Linked DNA regions of Homo sapiens: all the other regions are linked to region 2. The links are chromatin loops, found by intact Hi-C in ENCODE. Cell type or tissue: GM12878. All regions are shown on one strand.

Evidence for each region. Hi-C counts contacts between places; a loop is a spot of excess contacts. Peaks named below come from ENCODE experiments on the same cell type or tissue, not always from the same donor. Only the 100,000 strongest peaks of a DNase experiment are listed, where the experiment ranks them.
Region 1: a loop joins it to region 2, with 4 times the contacts of the local background. A loop is called at or near these places in 2 of 110 quality-filtered maps.
Region 3: it touches region 2 in a loop (2.8-fold over the local background); 6 of 110 quality-filtered maps call a loop at or near these places.

What each region holds. Positions count from the first base shown.
Region 1 is chr16:12,645,441-12,647,940 of GRCh38, forward strand. No RefSeq gene overlaps it. Among named protein-coding and RNA genes, the nearest start is that of SNX29-AS3, 36 kb to the left of the region's middle. In GM12878, no CTCF peak of the experiment used is centred here; DNase peaks (open chromatin) are centred at 1,261 and 1,641; H3K27ac peaks cover 285 bases.
Region 2 is chr16:12,748,906-12,751,405 of GRCh38, forward strand. All of the region lies in intron 2 of CPPED1 (calcineurin like phosphoesterase domain containing 1), which reads right to left. The region is part of intron 1 of LOC105371090 (a long non-coding RNA gene); the gene reads left to right. Among named protein-coding and RNA genes, the nearest start is that of MIR4718, 30 kb to the left of the region's middle. In GM12878, no CTCF peak of the experiment used is centred here; a DNase peak (open chromatin) is centred at 1,406; H3K4me3 peaks cover 620 bases; H3K27ac peaks cover 1,268 bases.
Region 3 is chr16:12,818,034-12,820,533 of GRCh38, forward strand. No RefSeq gene overlaps it. Among named protein-coding and RNA genes, the nearest start is that of CPPED1, 15 kb to the left of the region's middle. RefSeq lists a silencer at 1,502-1,581. In GM12878, a CTCF peak has its summit at 1,508 (motif pointing left); a DNase peak (open chromatin) is centred at 1,448.

The sequences.
Region 1 (2,500 bases), 100 kb before region 2:
TTAGAAAGCTGAGGCATGAGAATTACTTGAACCCAGGAGGCAGATGTTGTAGTGAGCCAAGATCGTGTCACTGCACTCCAGCCTGGGTGATAGAGTGAGATTCGGTCTCAAAAAAAAAACAACAACAAAAAAGTAAACTAGCTTTCCATTTCCTTTGATAATTTTAAACATTTACTTATTAGATAATTTTTTTGTAAAAAAGAGTCAATGTGTGGCCGGGTGCGGTGGCTCACACCTGTAATCCCAGCATTTTGGGAGGCCAAGGCAGGCGGATCACTTGAGGTCAGGAATCTGAGACCATCCTGGCCAACATGGTGAAAGCCCGTCTCTACTAAAAATACAAAAATTAGCTGGGTGTGGTGGCGCGTGCCTGTAATCCCAGCTACTCGGGAGGGTGGGGCACGAGAATCTCTTGAGCCTGAGAGGTGGAGGTTGTAGTGACCTGAGATTGCACCACTGCACTCCAGCCTGGCAACAGAGCGAGACTCTGTCTCAAAAATAAAAATAAATAAATAAATAAATAAATAAATAAATAAATAAAACAAGTCAATGTGGCAAAAAGTGTGAAGATGATATATTAAACATGACTGCCATTTGGGAAATATGGTTCTAGGGCTGTCCAGCTGGACTTTCTGCAATGATTGAAATGTTCTATTCTGTGCTATCCAATAGCCACATGTGGCTATTGAGTACTTGAAAGGTGGCTAGTGTAACTGAGGCACTGAATTTTAAAATTTTATTTTACTATATAAAGACAATGCAGATCTTGGGTGATAACCGTGATTGATAATGCATGCCTGGAATACTGTCTTTAGGAGGACTCAGCGGTCAGTAGTTCTGTGACAGATTATTAATGCCTGGTGTGGGTATGAGGGGGAATGTGATGGTGAGAGTGTCATTTATTGGCCATCCCTAGACTACGTTTTCTTAGAGGGTCCTTCTAGCTCTAACATTTCAGAATGATATATTCTTCCCTAAGCCTTCGGTAGAATTTAGTACCCAATTAATGATCTGTCTAACCCAGGATGTCATGGAACTATTTGTTTCTGATTTCTGTGTTTTTTAGAAAACCTCACACCATCTGCTTGTTTCCTGATAAACGTAGAGACTACTGATTAGAAGGCTTCACTTTAAAGTATTTACCCATATCTACATGCATTTGCCTGAAGCTAATTATTTCAGGCTGGTGAGATGTGAGTCACCATTTCCTTTTCTCAAGAAAGACACTAAAAAGTCACCTCTTTAGAGGCAGGGGATCATTACCAACGGAAAAGGAAGGACCCCATCTGTTTAATGTGTGGCTAAAAGTGGGGTGCTGGAAATAACCTTTCTCCACGTGACTACAGAGTTGGGACAGGCTGTCAACAGGCTTCGGCTATCTTGGAGAGAAAGTCCCAGATTCTGCCATGGAGAACAGAGGCAAGGCATGGCATGGAACGCTCCCTCCACCCACCGCCATAGAAGCTGAATGTCAAGCAGGTTGGCAGCTTTCCCCAGCCCTCCCCCAGTGTCCCTGCCAGGCACGGAAGGACGGGTCACAGGGCTGACCCTGGCTGGCATTTCAGACAGCTTTATAATTACACCATCTATTTTTCAACTTGCCACTGACCTTTTGGTCTTCTCATTTGTGAGCATGCGAGCATGTGTGTATGTGTGTGCGTTGGATGTGTCTTCTTTTATCTTTGCTTGATGCTCTCATCCTCATTTCCTTTTCTCTTCTCCTCTGGTCTTGTTTATCATTTAAACCACAGGTTGTTAGGGCCAAGTTGGTTTCTCTTTCCTTCTGCTTTATCCTATTATGGAATTATCTAGAATGAGCCCTGTCATCTCTCTGACCTCACTTTCCCATCTGTCAAATCAAAGGTTTTGATTGGATCATAAGAATTGGTAACATTGAATTTTTTTTTTTTTTTTTTTTTTTTTTGAGACAGAGTCTCACTCTGTCCCCCAGGCTGGAGTGCAGTGGCATGATCTTGGCTCACTGCAACCTCCGCCTCCCAGGTTCAACTAATTCTTCTGCCTTAGCCTCCCCAATAGCTGGGGACTACAGGTGCGTGCCACCACTCCTGGCTAATTTTTGTATTTTTAGTAGAGACGGGGTTTCACCACGTTGGCCAGGCTGGTTCGAACTCCTGACCTTGTGATCTGTCCGCCGCAGCCTCCCAAAGTGCTGGGATTACAGGCATAAACCACTGCACCCAGCCAACATAGAACTCTTGACTCTGCCCACCATATTGCTGTCACCTGCTGTCACTGCCTTAGTCCAAGTCCTCATCACCTGTCACCATTGGGACCAAGGTTCTATCACTCCAGAATGGTACCCCCACCCTTGGGCTCCCCTCCAATCTGTTCATGAACCTGAGCTAGAGGCATCTTTTGGAAATGCCCATTGGATCATGTCACTCCCCCATCGTCCTTGTACCCTCCAAGCCCAGCCTCCCTAACATGTCCTCTGAGGCGAATCATCAGGTCCACCATCTGCCCACCTCTCGTCCCCACT
Region 2 (2,500 bases):
AGCATTATGTCTAAAAAAAATACATACCTTAATTAAAAATACTTTATTGCTAAAAAAAAAAATGCTAGCAATCATCTGAGCCTTCAGTGAATCACAATCTTTTTGCTAGTAGAGGGCCTTGCCTTGATGTTCATGACCTCTGACTGATGAGGACGCTAGCTGCTGAAAGGTGGGGTGGCTGGGGCAATTTCTTAAAATAAGACAACCATGAAGTTGTCTGTATCAACTGACTCTTCCTTCCATGAAAGATTTCTCTGTAGCATGTAAAGCTGTTTTGTTTAATAGCATTTCATCTACAGAATGTCCTTCCAAATTGCAGTGAATTATCTGAAACAATGCCACTGCATTGTGAGTTTATGGAATACTCTAAATTCTTTGTTGTCATTTCAGCAATGTTCGCAGCATCTTCACCAAGAGTAGATTCCATCCCAATAAACCACTCTCTTTCTTCATTCCATAAGACGCAACTCCTCATCTGTTCAAGTTTTGATCATGAGATTGCAATTCAGTCACATCTTCAGACTCCACTTTTAATTCCAGCTGTCTTGCTATCTCTACCACATCTGCAGTTCTGTCTTCTACTGAAGTCTTAAACCCTTCGAAGTCATCCATGATGACTGGAATCGACTTCTTCCAAACTCCTGTTAATGTTAATATTTTAACCTCCTCCCACGAATCACAAATTTTGTTTGTTTGTTTGTTTTAGATGGAGTCTCACTCTACACCCAGGCTAGAGTGTAGTGGTGCAATCTCAGCTCACTGCAACCTCCGCCTCCCAGGTTCAAGTGATTCTCCTCTCAGCCTCCCAAGTAGCTTGAATTACAGGCATCCGCCACCATACCTGGCTAATTTTTGTATTTTTAGTAGAGACGGGGGATTTCATCATGTTGACCAGGCTGGTCTTGAACCCCTGACCTCAAATGAGCTGCCTGCCTTGGGCTTCCAAAGTGCTGGGATTACATGCATGAGGCACCGCGCCTGGCAGAATCACGAATGTTCTTAATGGCATCTAGAATGGTGAATCCTTTCCAGAAGGTTTTCAGTTTACTTTGCCCAGATCCATCCAAGGAGTCACTATCTATGGCAGCTACAGCTTTATGAAACGTATTTCTTAAATACATTAAACGTTTCTGTTGTGGAGATGGCTTCTTTCCTTAAACCTCGTGAACCTTAGACTTTGGCTTAAGGGAATGTTGTGGCTGGTTTGATCTTCCATCCCGACCACTAAAACTTTCTCCATATCAGCAATAAGGCTGTTTCACTTTCTTATCATTTATGTGTTTAGAGGAATCGCTAGCACTTGTTAGTTTCCTTTAAGAACTTTTCCTTTGCAACCACAACCTGGCTGTTTGGCACAAGAAGCCTAGCTTTCAGCCTCTCTCAGTTTCTGACATACCTTTCTCACTAAGCTTAATCATTTCTAGCTTTCTATTTAAGGCAAAGGATGTATGACTCTTCCTTTCATTTGAACGCTTAGAAGCCAGTATAGGGTTAGTAAGTGACCTAATTTCATTATTAGTGTGATTCAGGAAATAAGGAGGCCCCAAAAGAGGGAGAGAGACAGGGAAATGGCCACTCAGTGGAGCAGTCAGAACACACCCATTTATCTATTATATTTGCCACCTTAAATGGACATGGTTTGTGGCACCCCAGAATGATCACACCATCAAAGATCACCGATCACAGATCACCATAACAGATATAGTAAAGAAGAAAAAGTTCAAAATATTGCAAGAATTACCAAGATGTAAGAATATGCTGTTGAAAAAATGATGCTAACAGAGGCCGGGCGCAGTGGCTCACGCCTATAGTCCCAGTACTTTGGGAGGCTGAGGTGGGCGGATCACTTGCGGTCAGGAGTTTAAGACCAGCCAGGCCAACATGGTGAAATCCTGTCTCTACTAAAAGTACAAAAATTAGCCAGGCGTGGTGCCTCATGTCTATACCAGCTACTCGGGAGGCTGAGGCAGGAGAAATCCTTGAACTTGAGAGGTGGAGGTTGCAGCGAGCCAAGACTGTGCCACTGCACTCCAGCCTGGGTGACAGAGCAAGACTCTGTCTCAAAAAAGGAAAAACAAACAAACAAACAACAACAACAAAAAAAACAGAAAAAATGATGCTGGATGCATGGTTGCCACAAACCTTCAATATGTAAAAAAACACAGTATCTATAAAGTACAATCAAGAGAAGCCCAATAAAATAAGGTATGCCTGTAATAAAAATATAGAGAGATACAATCAAAAACCCAAAACTCTTAAAGATAATACTTACCTCTGGAGGGAAGCAGAGGAATGTTCTCAGGGAGAGGTGGCTACCTTCCTATCTAATAACCCTTCTTTTTGTTGGCAGCAAGTGTTCCAGCAGAGTGTTCTTAAGGAAATTAACAGTGCTACTCCAGTAAACACACAAATGATAGGAAAGTGAAACAGCCTTATGGCTGATATGAAGAAAGTTTTAGTGATCAGGATAGAAGATCCAACCAGCCACAACATGAAAATA
Region 3 (2,500 bases), 69 kb after region 2:
TGAGGCGGGAGAATTGCTTGAGCTTAGGAGGCAGAGGTAGCAGTGAGCTGAGATCACACCACTGCACTCTAGCCTAGACAACAGAGCAAGACCATTAAAAAAACAAAACTGGTTGGGCGTCGTGGCTCACACCTTTAATCGCAGCACTTTGGGAGGCTGAGGTGGGTGGATCACCTGAGGTCAGGAGTCCAAGACCAGGCTGACCAACATGGAAAAGCCCTGTCTCTACTAAAAATACAAAATTAGCTGGGCATGGTGGTACAAGCCTGTAGACCCAGCTACTTGAGAGGCTGAGGCAGGAGAATTGCTTGAACCGGGGAGGCAGAGGTTGCAATGAGCCGAGATTACACCACTGCAATCCAGCCTGGGCAACAAGAGTGAAACTCCCATCTCAAAAACAAAACAAAACAAAACAAAACAAAACACCAGAAACTAGGAAGAGGCAAGACAAGGAAGGATTCTCCCCTGGAGCCTTTAGAGGAAGTATGGCACCACCAATACCTTGATCACAGACTCCTGGCCTCCAGATATGAGAGTGAGTCTATTTCTGCTATCTTAAGTCACCCAGTTTGTGGTACTGTATAATGGCAGCCATGGGAAACTAATACAGATTGTTATTGTTGCCATTTGATGGATGAGAAATCTGAGGCAGCGTGAAGGATGCAAAGAAGTTAGACGTGGGTCCCACCACCAGGGCTGTGGGAAGGCATCACACGTAGATTGAGAGCTTGGAGGCCACAGAACTGGGTAGCATCTCAGCCCCACCACTGGCCATATAACCTTGAATAAGTCCCCTAGTCTTTCTCAACCACAGTGTCTTCATCTTCAAAATGAAATACTTCATAGAGTTTTGGGGGAAATGAAATAAGAAACTGCAGGAAAACACACATTGACCTGCACGTGGTTAGCTCTCAAAAATGGTACCTGGGCCAGGCACAGTGGCTCACGCCTGCAATCCCAGCACTTTGGGAGGTGGAGGCAGGCAGATCACTTGAGGTCAGGAGTTTGAGACCAGCCTGGCCAACATGGTGAAACCCTGTCTCAACAAAAAATACAAAAATTAGCCAGGCATGGTGGTGCGTTCCTGTAATCCCAGCTGCTGCTAGGGAGGCTGATGCAGGAGAATTGCTTGAACCCTGGAGAGGGAGGCTGCAGTGAGCTAAGATCGCGCCACTGCACTCCAACCTGGGCAACAGAGCGAGACTCTGTCTCATAAAAAAAGTAACTGTTATTATTATCAGCATTAAACATTAATTTACATCAATAATTAATTTATTAATTAAATTAATTTATATTAATTAAAATAAGTTAATTTATATTAAATGTTAAATACATTATTTAACCTGTATGAAATAGATGAAACTGGCCAGGATGCTTTCAAGAGGGGGAGGAATCAGAATTTACTTCTGATCTTGTGCTCTGCCTTCATCCCCTTAATGTGGCTCAATTGCGATCTTTGGTCAACAAAGTCAACTGGCGGAAAGGGAGGAGGGTCTTGCGCGCCCCCTGGAGGTGAGAGTGGGTAACAGACTGTGCGAGGAGGGAAGGGAAGAGAATACATCCCTGGGTGGTTAATGGGGCCAGATGGTGGAGAACCTTGAGTACTAGTGTATTAGTCCATTTTCATGCGGCTAATAAAGACATACCCAAGACTGGGTAATTTACAAAGGGAAGAGGTTTAATGGACTCACAGTTCCACATGGCTGGGGAGGCCTCACAATCATGGTGGAAGGCAAAGGAAGAGCAAAGGGATATCTTACGTGGTGGCGGGCAAGAGAGCGTGTGCGGGGGAACTCCCATTTATAAAACCATCAGATCTCATGAGACTTATTCACTACCACGAGAACACTATGGGGGAAACCGCCTCTATGATTCAATTATCTCCACCTCTCCCTGCCCTTGACACGTGGGGACTGTTCCAATTCAAAATGAGATTTGGGTGGGGACACAGCAAAACCGTATCAGCTAGGTAGAGGAGCTGTTTTAAGACAGACAAACCATGGTTGTGGTTGAAAGGAACTGAGCATGAGGAGAGCAACTGAGCCCTGAAGTGGCTAAATGTAAGGGTCTGGAAGTCGGAATGAAGAAGAAATGAAGGGAGGGATGCAATGAGAAAGACAGCAAGACAGAAATCACAGGCTTGGGTTTCTAGCCTGAGAAAATCGAGAAAAAATGATTCTGCTCTTAGAAATGGGATACTGGGAAAAGTCAATTTTATCTTAAAAAAAAGAAGAGAAAGAAAGAAAAAGAGTCTGGGCGCCATGGCTTATGCCTGTAGTCCTAGCATTTTGGGAGGCCAAAGCAGGTGGATCACCTGAGGTCAGGAGTTTGAGACCAGTCTGGCCAACATGGAGAAACCCCATTTCTACTAAAAATACAAAAATTAGCCGGGTGTGGTGGTGTGCGCCTATAATCCCAGCTACTCAGGAGGCTGAGGCAGGAGAATTGCTTGAACCTGGGAGGCGGAGGTTGCAATGAGCCAAGGTCACTCCACTGCACT